Regions from separate parts of the Mus musculus genome. Here region 1 is linked to region 2. A link is a loop called in an ENCODE intact Hi-C map of the cell type or tissue named here. Cell type or tissue: heart. All regions are shown on one strand. Links, peaks and the distances in the headings refer to the core of each region. The heading gives the core; the rest is flanking DNA.

Evidence for each region. Peaks named below come from ENCODE experiments on the same cell type or tissue, not always from the same donor. Only the 100,000 strongest peaks of a DNase experiment are listed, where the experiment ranks them.
Region 1: a loop joins it to region 2, with 2.7 times the contacts of the local background. A loop is called at or near these places in 7 of 42 quality-filtered maps.

The regions. Positions count from the first base shown.
Region 1 is chr11:100,001,770-100,007,153 of GRCm38, reverse strand. No RefSeq gene overlaps it. Among named protein-coding and RNA genes, the nearest start is that of Krtap17-1, 10 kb to the right of the region's middle. In heart, for the core only: CTCF peaks have their summits at 321 (motif pointing right) and 2,152 (motif pointing right); no DNase peak of the experiment used is centred there.
Region 2 is chr11:99,383,140-99,388,523 of GRCm38, reverse strand. It overlaps Krt10 (keratin 10), which reads left to right. Exons shown (of 8, transcript NM_010660.2): 2 at 432-514; 3 at 870-1,026; 4 at 1,133-1,294; 5 at 1,401-1,526; 6 at 1,776-1,993; 7 at 2,255-2,593; 8 at 2,888-3,270. The coding sequence ends at 2,894. Among named protein-coding and RNA genes, the nearest start is that of Krt10, 3.5 kb to the left of the region's middle. In heart, for the core only: no CTCF peak of the experiment used is centred there; DNase peaks (open chromatin) are centred at 1,883 and 2,433; H3K4me3 peaks cover 1,949 bases; H3K27ac peaks cover 1,502 bases; H3K27me3 peaks cover 1,119 bases.

The sequences.
Region 1 (5,384 bases), core at 103-5,102, 620 kb before region 2:
AGATTGAAAAATATCTGCTCATGGATCTACCAAGATTGTAAAAACAAAACAACCCCCAAACCAAAAACCAAAACCTTATATTTGTATATTCATTTATAAAGCTACAATGCTATGTATGTATGTGTGCATGTATCTATATATGATTCATCTATTTATATATATATATATATATAATGTTAATGACAAAAGAAAATTAGAATAAAATGTGCATAAAAGTCAGGGAAGTCTGCAACGTTATTTAATAAATATGTATTTTTATTTTATTCGTGTGTTTTGCCTGTGTGCATGCAATGGCAACAGGTATGTGCAGTACCCTTGGAGGCCTCCAGAGGGCGATGGATTTCTCCCAGTACTAGAGTTTCAAATGCATTTTGAGCAGCCTTGTAGGTGCTGGGAATGGAACCCAGGTCCTCTGGGAAAACAGCCAGAATTTTTAACAACTGATCCATCTCCCCAGCCCCCTCAATGTTTTCCATTTTAAAATCTAGTTGGAGAAACTCAGGTTGGCTGTAACTCCAATTCTATATGACCTTCCACACACTAGTTCCACAATGGATGGAGAAAAGTGTATTGCCTCCTGAAGCTTTGGTCTGGAAATTAACCCTCGTAACTGCTATTTACATTATTAGCTGAAGATTGTCCCTTGGTCATACCCAAATTCCAACTCGAGCACATTCCTGTCATGCTTTGGAAAGCTTGAGAGACAGACAGATAGGAATAGTTGAGTAATGGCCGCTCTATGGGGTTTCCCTGGGCCCTTATTTGTGGCACTTGTTGAAGCAGATAGCGCTGTGTGTCTTCGAAAGGATCAGTGTTCATTTCTGCCAGTACATTTGGATACCACCAGCTGGGGCCTCTTGACAGTCAGGGAGATTTGTGGGCCATCCTGGCAAAGGGTAAGACAGCTTTCCTCAGGGTCCTTTGGTGTAGGCGTCTGTGGGCGGAGTCTATTTCCAGTCCATCATTCTACAAGGCTGTGGTCCTTTGCAGACTTAGTTCTTGGTCACAGAGGTGTTTCCACTTAGGGCAACTCCAGAACTTTGTGGTTTCTACCTCCCTGAGAAGTCAGAAAGTCGAAATTCAAGTTTACCAAGTTCTGAAACTTCCCTGGGGGAGAGGTCATGTGCAGTTCAGCTCTCTGAGCACTTCTCTTCATTTCTCGCGACAATGGTTCAGTACACACACTGTGTTGCCTGCTCTTCGATGCTTTTAAAACGATTTAGATTTAGAAATAAACAGCGCATTTAGTTGTTTGTAGCATGTGGGTTATTTCCAAATATCTCAGCCTACCATACATATATCTGACATGTTTGAGTTTGCCACCAGCTCCATATATACATGTGGGTGATCACTCGATACAAATGTATTAAGTCTAAGCAAAGATAAAAATTCAGTTTCCCAATCACTAGATGCATTTCAAGTGTCCAGTGGAGGGGTGCGCGCACGCGCGCGCGCGCACGCACACACACACACACACACACACACACACACACACACAGCCCATTAGCAGAACATTTCTATTGGCACAAAACATTTTATAGCAAAGCACCAGTCCTCATCTAAGATTAAGTGTGCACTGACCAGTGAGGGAGGGAGTGTGACCAGCACCTACAATCTTCTAGCTGATCTGTAAGTAAAAAGTCAACTCCCATTCAATGATGATTTCATTTAGCAGAAACTTATTGAATGCACTATATACACTAACCACTGTCAATTGGTGAATAAAACAGCCCTGGTGTGTGTGCATGTGTGTATTTGTGTCAACCTAAACATGACGTAAGGATATTATAATAACAAGACCTTCCTTAAGACAATTTCTGTAGTTAAGGGAAGAATGTGAGAAAGGAGGATGACTTCAGGAGCAGGCAGACATGGACTCCAGTCCAAGCTTTGTATCTTCTAGTTAAAGAATTTGATCTCCGAGAGCCTTAGTTTACTTATATACAAAATGAGATGGCCTGAGGTGGCCTTGTGATTGAATGCTTGCCTAGCATGAGGGATTTACAAAAGAAATAAAGGACAAAACCCAAGAAAGAATGCCACCACAACCACCTTCCTACCACCAATTGTAAAACTTGAACACCAGAGGCAACGCCTACCTATAAATTGCCCAGAGCAGTCTGGGCCGGATGCTGTGTATGCAATGTCAGTAGACGAACACTAGAGGCCGCCAGAATAGAGGGCATGCTTACTCTCTTTTTTTTTTTTAAAACCAAATTTTTCCTTTGACATTTTCATACATGTGTATGTATTATGATAACTCTCATATACTCTCTTAGCACACTCGTATCCTTGTTAACCCTTCCCTGTCCTGATTGATAACTTTTTGTCTTGTTTTGTGACCTGTTTAGTTTATCAAGATCCATCTGTGTTAGCATCTGTTTGTAACTATTCATTGGAGCCTGGCTGTGTGCGTGCGTGCGTTTGTGTGTGTGTGTGTGTGTGTGTGTGTGTGTGTGTGTGTGTGTGTGTGTGCGCGCGCGTGCGAGCACCAGTGGTTACACAGCTGAAGGCAATGACTCCTCCGCTTCATCTGTCAGTAGCAATTGCTCATTAGTATGAGATGGAGCCCTTGAGCCCCCTTTTTTACCATGCTTGACTGTTGACAATCTTATTTAATTTATTCAAAAAATTATTTCATTTTACATGTACAAGTATTTTGCCTGTGTATATGTCTATACTTTTCAGGAGTGGTTCCCACAGAGGTCAGAAAAGGGTGTCAGATCACCTGGAACTGGAGTTACTGAAGATTGTGAACGAAGCTGGGTCCTCTGCCAAGACAACCAATGCCATAAACTGCCAAGCCATCTCTCCAGCCCCAATCTCATTTTTTTTGCAGAGACCCGACCTGCTGCAACATTGTGGCTGCAATTGCAGTGTGGTGTGTGTTGCCCAGAGGATGACATTTTGCACGCCTTCTCCTTGTCTTCTGCTATGACATTCTCCCACGCTCTTCTGCAACAATGTTCCTTGAGTGTTAGAAGGGAAGATACAGATGTTCCTGAAGGCAGACCACTCATCTGCTACTTAGCCTCAGTATCCAGTGCGACCATGAGTCTCTATATGTGCTGTTCACTGGAAAAAGAGGAGTCTCTGATTAAGGCCGACAGAGTGGGCATGCTTATTTTAAAAATGACTTTTAGAATTAGATTTACTCATTTTAAATATGAATTTCTTCAACAAGGAAAACCACGGTGTCTGCCACACACCAGAATTAATTCATGATATGTATCATGACTAAGTATAAAAATGCAACCATAAAAACAAGAAACACATAAAGAGTCTCTCATCTGATTTGGATATGGAAAATGGCTTTCAAAACATAACAGGACAAGAAAGGAAAGATAGATTTGTCGACAAAAAAGAAAACTCTGTCCTTAAAGAGACCACAGACACAAATGGCCCTCTGGGGAAAATTTTGAAACATATTTGACATAATGAAAAATGAAACATACTTCACATAAAATAAGTTCCTATAAATTAGTTAGGAAAGATAAATAGCTTAGTAGAAAAATTGGCAGAAATAGATAATTCCCTAAGGGAAGTGTTCTCTCTCTCTCTCTCTTTCTGATTTCAGTTGTGGGAAATAATAGTTATGAAGTTGATGCACTAATAATGAAATATATTTAAATAAATATAATGGAATTTTGTGATTGACCTACTAGACATAAAATAAGATTTTAAAAAAGATTTATTTGTATTTTATGTGTATGCAGGAGCATGCGTGTTTGTATACCACATGCATACTTGATGCCCGCAGAGGCCAGAAGATACCATTAAACTGATACCCCTTGGAACTGGAGTTACAGAAAGTTGTGAGCTGCCATGTGGGTGCTGGGAATCAAACTCTGGTCCCTCAGAAGAACAGCCTGTGCTCTTAACTGCTGAAACATCTCTCTAGCCTCCGGATTCCAAGATTTTAAGAAATACAATGTAAGCTGGTCCCAGGGGAACATGCCTATAGTCACAGCATTTGGGAAGGGGAGACAGAAGGTTTAAGAGTTCAAGGCACCAGCCACCAAGCCTGGTGGACTGAATTCCACCCCTAAGACCCACAAGGTAAAGAAGAGAATCTACTCTTGAAAGTTGTCTTCTGCCGGGTGTGGTGGCGCACGCCTTTAATCCCAGCACTCGGGAGGCAGAGGCAGGCAGATTTCTGAGTTCGAGGCCAGCCTGGTCTACAGAGTGAGTTCCAGGACAGCCAGGGCTACACAGCACAGAGAAACCCTGTCTGGAAAAACCAAAAAAAAAAAAAAAAAAGAAAAAAGAAAGTTGTCTTCTGACCTACAAACACACACCACCACCACCACTACCACCTCCAACAACAACAACAACATGCATAGATATTTAAAAATTATAATAATAATAATAACAAAGTGTTATGGCAACCTGGGAAGATAGTACAGTCTCAATTTCCATTTGTAGCCTGCCATTTTGTCTAAGTGATGTTGAAAGACTGTGTAGCCCAAGCTGGCCTTAAAGTCTTGATCTTTCTTCTTTTGCCTCCCTCAGCATATCCTACGGGCACACACCACCAAACACTGAGACCCATAACTGGACACTGTGCAGAAGTCTGGAGACCTTGGCACACTCAGTCCTAAATGGGATGTCTCCATCAAATCCCTTTCCCCAGGGTTTAGGGAACTCTGAGGAACTGAAGATGGAAAGATTGTGAGAGCCAGAGGGGATGGAAGACACCTTCTAGACACAACAGGACTGAGGCACACATGAACTCGCAGAGACTGTGGCAGCATGCACAAGGCCTGCACAGGTCTAAACCAGATGGGAAGAGCTGTGCTCAAAGGGGAAGTGGACATAAGCCCATCCCTAACCAACTGATAACGGCTAACTCCAATTGATAACGGCTAACTCCCATAGATAACAGCTAACTCCAATTGATAACAGCTTGAAAGGGAAAATTTGTTTTCTCCAGTGGGGTCTCCCTGCATAGACAAACCACACCCAAGGGCAGGCTCCACACCCAGCAGTGGATGGACAACATGAAACAAACCCAGTGGTAATTTTGAGGTTTTCTTTTCGTTTTCTTATAGATCTTTTGCTTATATATTATGGTTTCTGATTTCGTTTTCATGAGTTTTTCTATAATGAGAATTTTGGTTTCCTTAAAAAAACCCAGTTATGTTATATGAATATGTTTTTGTTTCAATCCCAGGTGTGGGATATGGGGCTGCTTTAGACTATCCACAGCAGGTGACTATGATTTGTCTCGTGCTCTGGCAGGGGTGTGATTCTGCCAGCTGTAGATAGTTTATGCTTGGAATTCTGGGACTCTTGAGAGAGTGTATAAGTGCCAGAGTCCTGCTGCTGCTCTCCCTGCTGTTCCTGCTGTTCCTGCTGATGTTGTTGGTTTGCTGGTTGACGAT
Region 2 (5,384 bases), core at 187-5,186:
TTAACACACATATGCGAGTTCACAGTTAAAATAGGCTAGGTCATACATAAGTGTGGGAGCTAAGATAATTTTAAATGAGTATGTTACATATATGCATATATATGTATAGATATGTATAAATTCACCCCTAGAAGTATTTATAACAAGTTAAACAGATACAAACATGAGTCACTCAAAAGTTAGCTGCAACACAAACAAATCACATACTATAAAGGAAAGGGTCGGCTGCAGGAATAGTACAATCCCAGCCAGTGCTCAAAAAGCAACCATAGCCATAAAGGTCCTGAAAGACCTGAGGGGAAGTATGGGCAAGTCTGGGACAGTCCATGTTTAGTTTGTCAGAGAACTATCTAAAATGCAACTCACCTATGCTAACCTGAGAAGCCAGAAGCCCACCTGATCTTTTCAATAACGTGTGTCTCTCCCCTCAGATCCTCACCCTGACAACTGACAATGCCAACGTGCTGCTGCAGATTGACAATGCCCGCCTGGCAGCTGATGACTTCAGGCTGAAGTAAGCTATGTGGATGTGGTGCACACACAGCAGGGGCTTCCAACAATGCTCCTGGATGCCCACAACAGCTTTTACACTCTCCTGAACTCATCTGGAGTGAAACAGTGCTAAGCTGTTTGTTTTTTTTTTTTAATTTAATTGTCATATCTTTTGGGCAATCGTTAAAGGAGGGTGTGTTTTAAAGTGACAGCTTTCTTCAAATCAAACTATATTAATTAATATTCCTACATGAATTCGTGTATTATGAATGTTGCCATGACATGAAACCAAATCTGTATCTGCACTGTAGTCCGTGTATATCCAGGTATACCGTCATCCTCCTGTATATTCAGTGTTTGTATCTTGCTTGCTTCAGATACGAGAATGAGGTGACCCTGCGCCAGAGCGTGGAGGCCGACATCAATGGCCTGCGCAGGGTACTGGATGAGCTGACCCTTAGCAAGTCTGACCTGGAAATGCAGATCGAAAGTCTGAACGAAGAGCTGGCCTACCTAAAGAAGAACCACGAAGAGGTGACACAAATTTACATAATTACATTCCCCCCTTTTAAAGAAAAAAAAAAAAGCTCATCTGGGTCGTGGTGTACTCACTAATTAAATCTAACTGCTCCTCAAACAGGAAATGAGAGACCTTCAAAATGTGTCCACTGGTGATGTGAATGTGGAAATGAACGCTGCCCCAGGGGTTGACCTGACTCAGCTGCTGAACAACATGAGAAACCAATACGAACAACTTGCAGAAAAGAATCGCAAGGATGCTGAAGAGTGGTTCAATCAGAAGGTAAACTAGCCAATCACCCTTCTTAGTGAAGCCCATGGAGCTTTTCTTAGCATGCCCAAATGGTCTCATCTTTTCCCTATTTTTTTTTTTTTTTTTGATCCTCTAGAGCAAGGAACTCACCACAGAAATCGACAGCAACATTGAACAAATGTCCAGCCATAAGTCTGAAATCACTGAATTGAGACGTACTGTTCAGGGTCTGGAGATTGAACTACAGTCCCAGCTGGCCCTGGTACGTTAAATCTTATAACCTGGCTTCTATTTTATCCTGCAATTGTTCATGCTAAAAATGACTTGGGGGCAAGAAATTAGAATCGAAATTGCAGCTTGTGGGCGTGTGGGGGGAAAAAAAAGAACTGCTCACATGGAGGCAGTCCTGCTCAAACTTTGGCAGTGCAGCCTAGCACGAATCCTAATTTACTTTCCTTCTACGAGGTCTTCCTGAATCCCATGTTTCACCTTAATAAACCCTTCTTCTCAGAAACAATCGCTGGAAGCCTCCTTGGCAGAAACAGAAGGTCGCTACTGCGTGCAGCTCTCCCAGATTCAAAGCCAGATCTCCGCCCTGGAGGAACAGCTGCAACAGATTCGGGCTGAGACCGAGTGCCAGAACGCCGAGTACCAACAACTCCTAGACATCAAGACCCGACTGGAGAACGAGATTCAGACCTACCGCAGCCTGCTAGAAGGAGAGGGAAGGTACATCGGAAACCTGCAAAAATCCTCCACCGCTTTCCTTCAGCACTGCACATAGCAAAGCTTGCCCAAGCCCAAGGAAAAGCCAGAGGCGGGAAGGGGAGCAGGAATGGGTTTAGGAATTAGGGCTGTGTGTATGAATATCCGTTACGAATGGCTGGAAACTAATCCACAAACTTGACTGGATTATCAATACTGCACTGGAGCGCGACCTGACGCTCCCACATTAGAAGTGGCCGCATTTGACCTCCACACTTTCTTTAGCTCCAGCGGTGGCGGCGGCGGACGCGGCGGCGGCAGCCACGGCGGTAGCTACGGCGGAAGCTCCGGTGGCGGAAGCTACGGCGGAAGTTCCGGCGGCGGCGGCAGCTACGGCGGAAGTTCCGGCGGCGGCGGCAGCTACGGCGGCGGAAGCTCCGGGGGCGGTAGCCACGGAGGCAGTTCCGGTGGCGGCTACGGCGGCGGAAGTTCCAGCGGTGGTGCTGGTGGTCACGGCGGCAGTTCCGGTGGCGGCTACGGCGGCGGAAGTTCCAGCGGAGGCCAGGGCGGAAGCGGAGGTTTCAAGTCTTCCGGTGGCGGCGACCAATCATCTAAAGGACCAAGGTCAGCTGAAACTAGCTGGGGTAATCTGAAATAGTTTTAACTTTCTCCAAAGGTTTTGTTGCTCTTGAAACTCAAGAGCTGATTTTTAAAACAATGAAAATCTCGAGTTAGGTTTTCATTTGTGTTTTTAATAACCCTATAGACATCAGTATTTGAAAATGTCATATACAGCTTAGATATTTTTTTTCCAGAACTTGGAAAGGTTATAATCTTCCTTTTGTAATAGCTTGTTAGTAGTTAGGATTCCTACAAATCTTTTCACCTAAATTCTAATTTATTTTTTATTATTCACAGATACTAACAAAACCAAAGTGATCAGGACGATTATTGAGGAGGTGACACCTGAGGGTAGAGTCCTTTCGTCTATGATTGAATCAGAAACCAAGAAACACTTCTATTAAGCTGCATAGAAGAGTCTCTTCATACGGGCCACTGGACAGACGTGTGGAAAACATAAATGTCCAAGAAACACTTTTGTCTTAATGGTCTGTGGAAATAGGTTCACTCCTTGAAATTAAGGTCTAAAAGGTGTTTTGTGGTTTCTGTATTTCTTCTTTTCATCTATCAGAAAGTGTTCTTTTGTGGAGAAAAAAGAAGAAAACTTTCTCACTTACTTATTAATTTCTCATTTACTAATAAATTTCAATAAACTTTCTTACTGATGCAAACTATAAAAATCTGTCAGAATTATTATTTAGTTGGGTGGGTGTGCTTGGACCAGTATGAGTACTCTGGGTGAAGAAGTCCATAATTGCCCGAAACTTACATTTCCTAAAGATACACAATGAGTAGAGAACTCCCAGCTCTCTGGCCGTAACTTGTTTCAATCTTGGAAATTTTGAAATCATCTCAAATAAGATTCCCAATATAAAAAGAAGTTTCACATTCTCTTTATTTCTCACATTTTCTATTTTCTTCCAATTATGATATTGCTTCTTAAATACTACTTATGATACATCTTCCCACCGAGCTTCGACAAAAGTCAACCAGCCCAACAGAAATTCTCAAAATTGTTATATACCCAATAAAATTATTTTGTGTCTGCCAGATGACAGCAGTGTGTCCAAACAGACACCTCTAAATTTCCTGCCCCCCCCCAACACTTATATGTAATCAATACATATAAAGACCTTGTTCTATCTGTATACACTTAATTATATCTCCCTACCAGACCCCAACTGTGCTGGCTAGTTTTTTGACACAAGGTAGAGTCATCTGGGAGGAGGGAGCCTCAGTTGAGAAAATGCCTCCCTAGGACTATAGGCAAGCCTGTAGGCATTGTCTTCATTAGTGACTAATGGGAAAGGGCCCAGCCCATCGTGGTTCTGAGTTCTACAAGAAAGTGAGCTGAGCAAGCCAAGGATAGAGTCAATAAGCAACACCCTCTCATGGCCTCTATATCAGCTCCGGCCTCCAAGTGCCTGCCCTGTCTTCCTTCAGTGATGAACAGTGATGAGGAAGCACAAGTCAAACAAACCCTTTCCTACCCACGTTGCTTTTGTCCAGGTGTTTCAGTACAGCAAAAGTAACTCTAAGACATCAGCTGACACGACTTAGTGCTCTACTTGGGGTACAGTAAAGAGGGAAAGCCCTAATGTGCTTTGGGGTTGCCCGTGTCCATTGACTAGCAGCGTCAACATCCTTCTTGACTTGAACGCTAGTGCTTTTCAAGATCTGAGCCCCAATCCCTTGCCATTTCAGTGGGATGATACTAAATAATCCACACCCTAACATATAACACTTTCTGTGTGCCCTAGGAGACAGTGCCCCTCCACAAACATTGAAAACCAGGCTCTTTTTTAAAATCAAGAATTAAATTTAAAAAAAAAAAGACTTTCTCAATCTACATGTGTTGAGACTTGTCAACCCATGTACTTTGAGAGACATTTGGGATACTAAACCATACCCCAGTGCAGTCTAAACTAGATTATAATACTAGTGAGATGACAGGGTCTGCCTTACCTATTGTTGTAAGCCCCACCCTAACATGGTTTTTTTCAGCACAAATTGTTAATGCTCAATAGGTACTGGTTGAGCAACAAAATTAGTGAGTCATAGCCATATAAGCTAACCTCCAAGGTGAACCCAGAAACTCTGGGGACTAAGAATTAAAAAGAGAATATTTACTGTCCCTGTACAACAATGCACATGAGACTAACTCTCCTGTGCAATTAATATATGATTGTTTTAAACACTTTGTAAACAAACTGGAGATGATCCCATTGAGCCAAAAAGGTAAAGAGTATTGGTGACCCCCAGGGCCTTCCATGTGCTACAAGCTTCATGAGCTCTCTGCACTCAGGCATCTTCCCTTAACCTCCAGGAATAGCAACCCGTCCTGGCAGACAGCTGTAGAAGTTTGAGGGACTAAACTGTAACGAGTGAGGATGCTTCTAAGTGTGAATGTGGGGGAAGGCCATCTAAATGCCAAACAATCAAAACCCTGGAGCCATATGTCTCCCTGTTCTTCTGGCATTGGTAGAGAAGGTAAGGGGTGAAATGAAGAGCTCCTTTGAGGAGATAAATGTTCTAAGTGGTAGTGCATAAACTCTCCAAGCGTGAAGAAGATGGAGGACAATGACAGCAGAAACAACTGTCTGAAAAAGGATGAAGCTGACAATACACGTCAAGGATTTGTTATACATTTGAGTACTAACTACAAAGTCTACAACAACTAATCCCAGGATCCTGAGGAATGAAAGGGAGGCCATGGCCACTCCTATGTATGGTTGAGGAGAAGGTTTGTACTGTAGGTATGAGAGAGAGAGAACATCCCAAGAGGCGTCTGGAA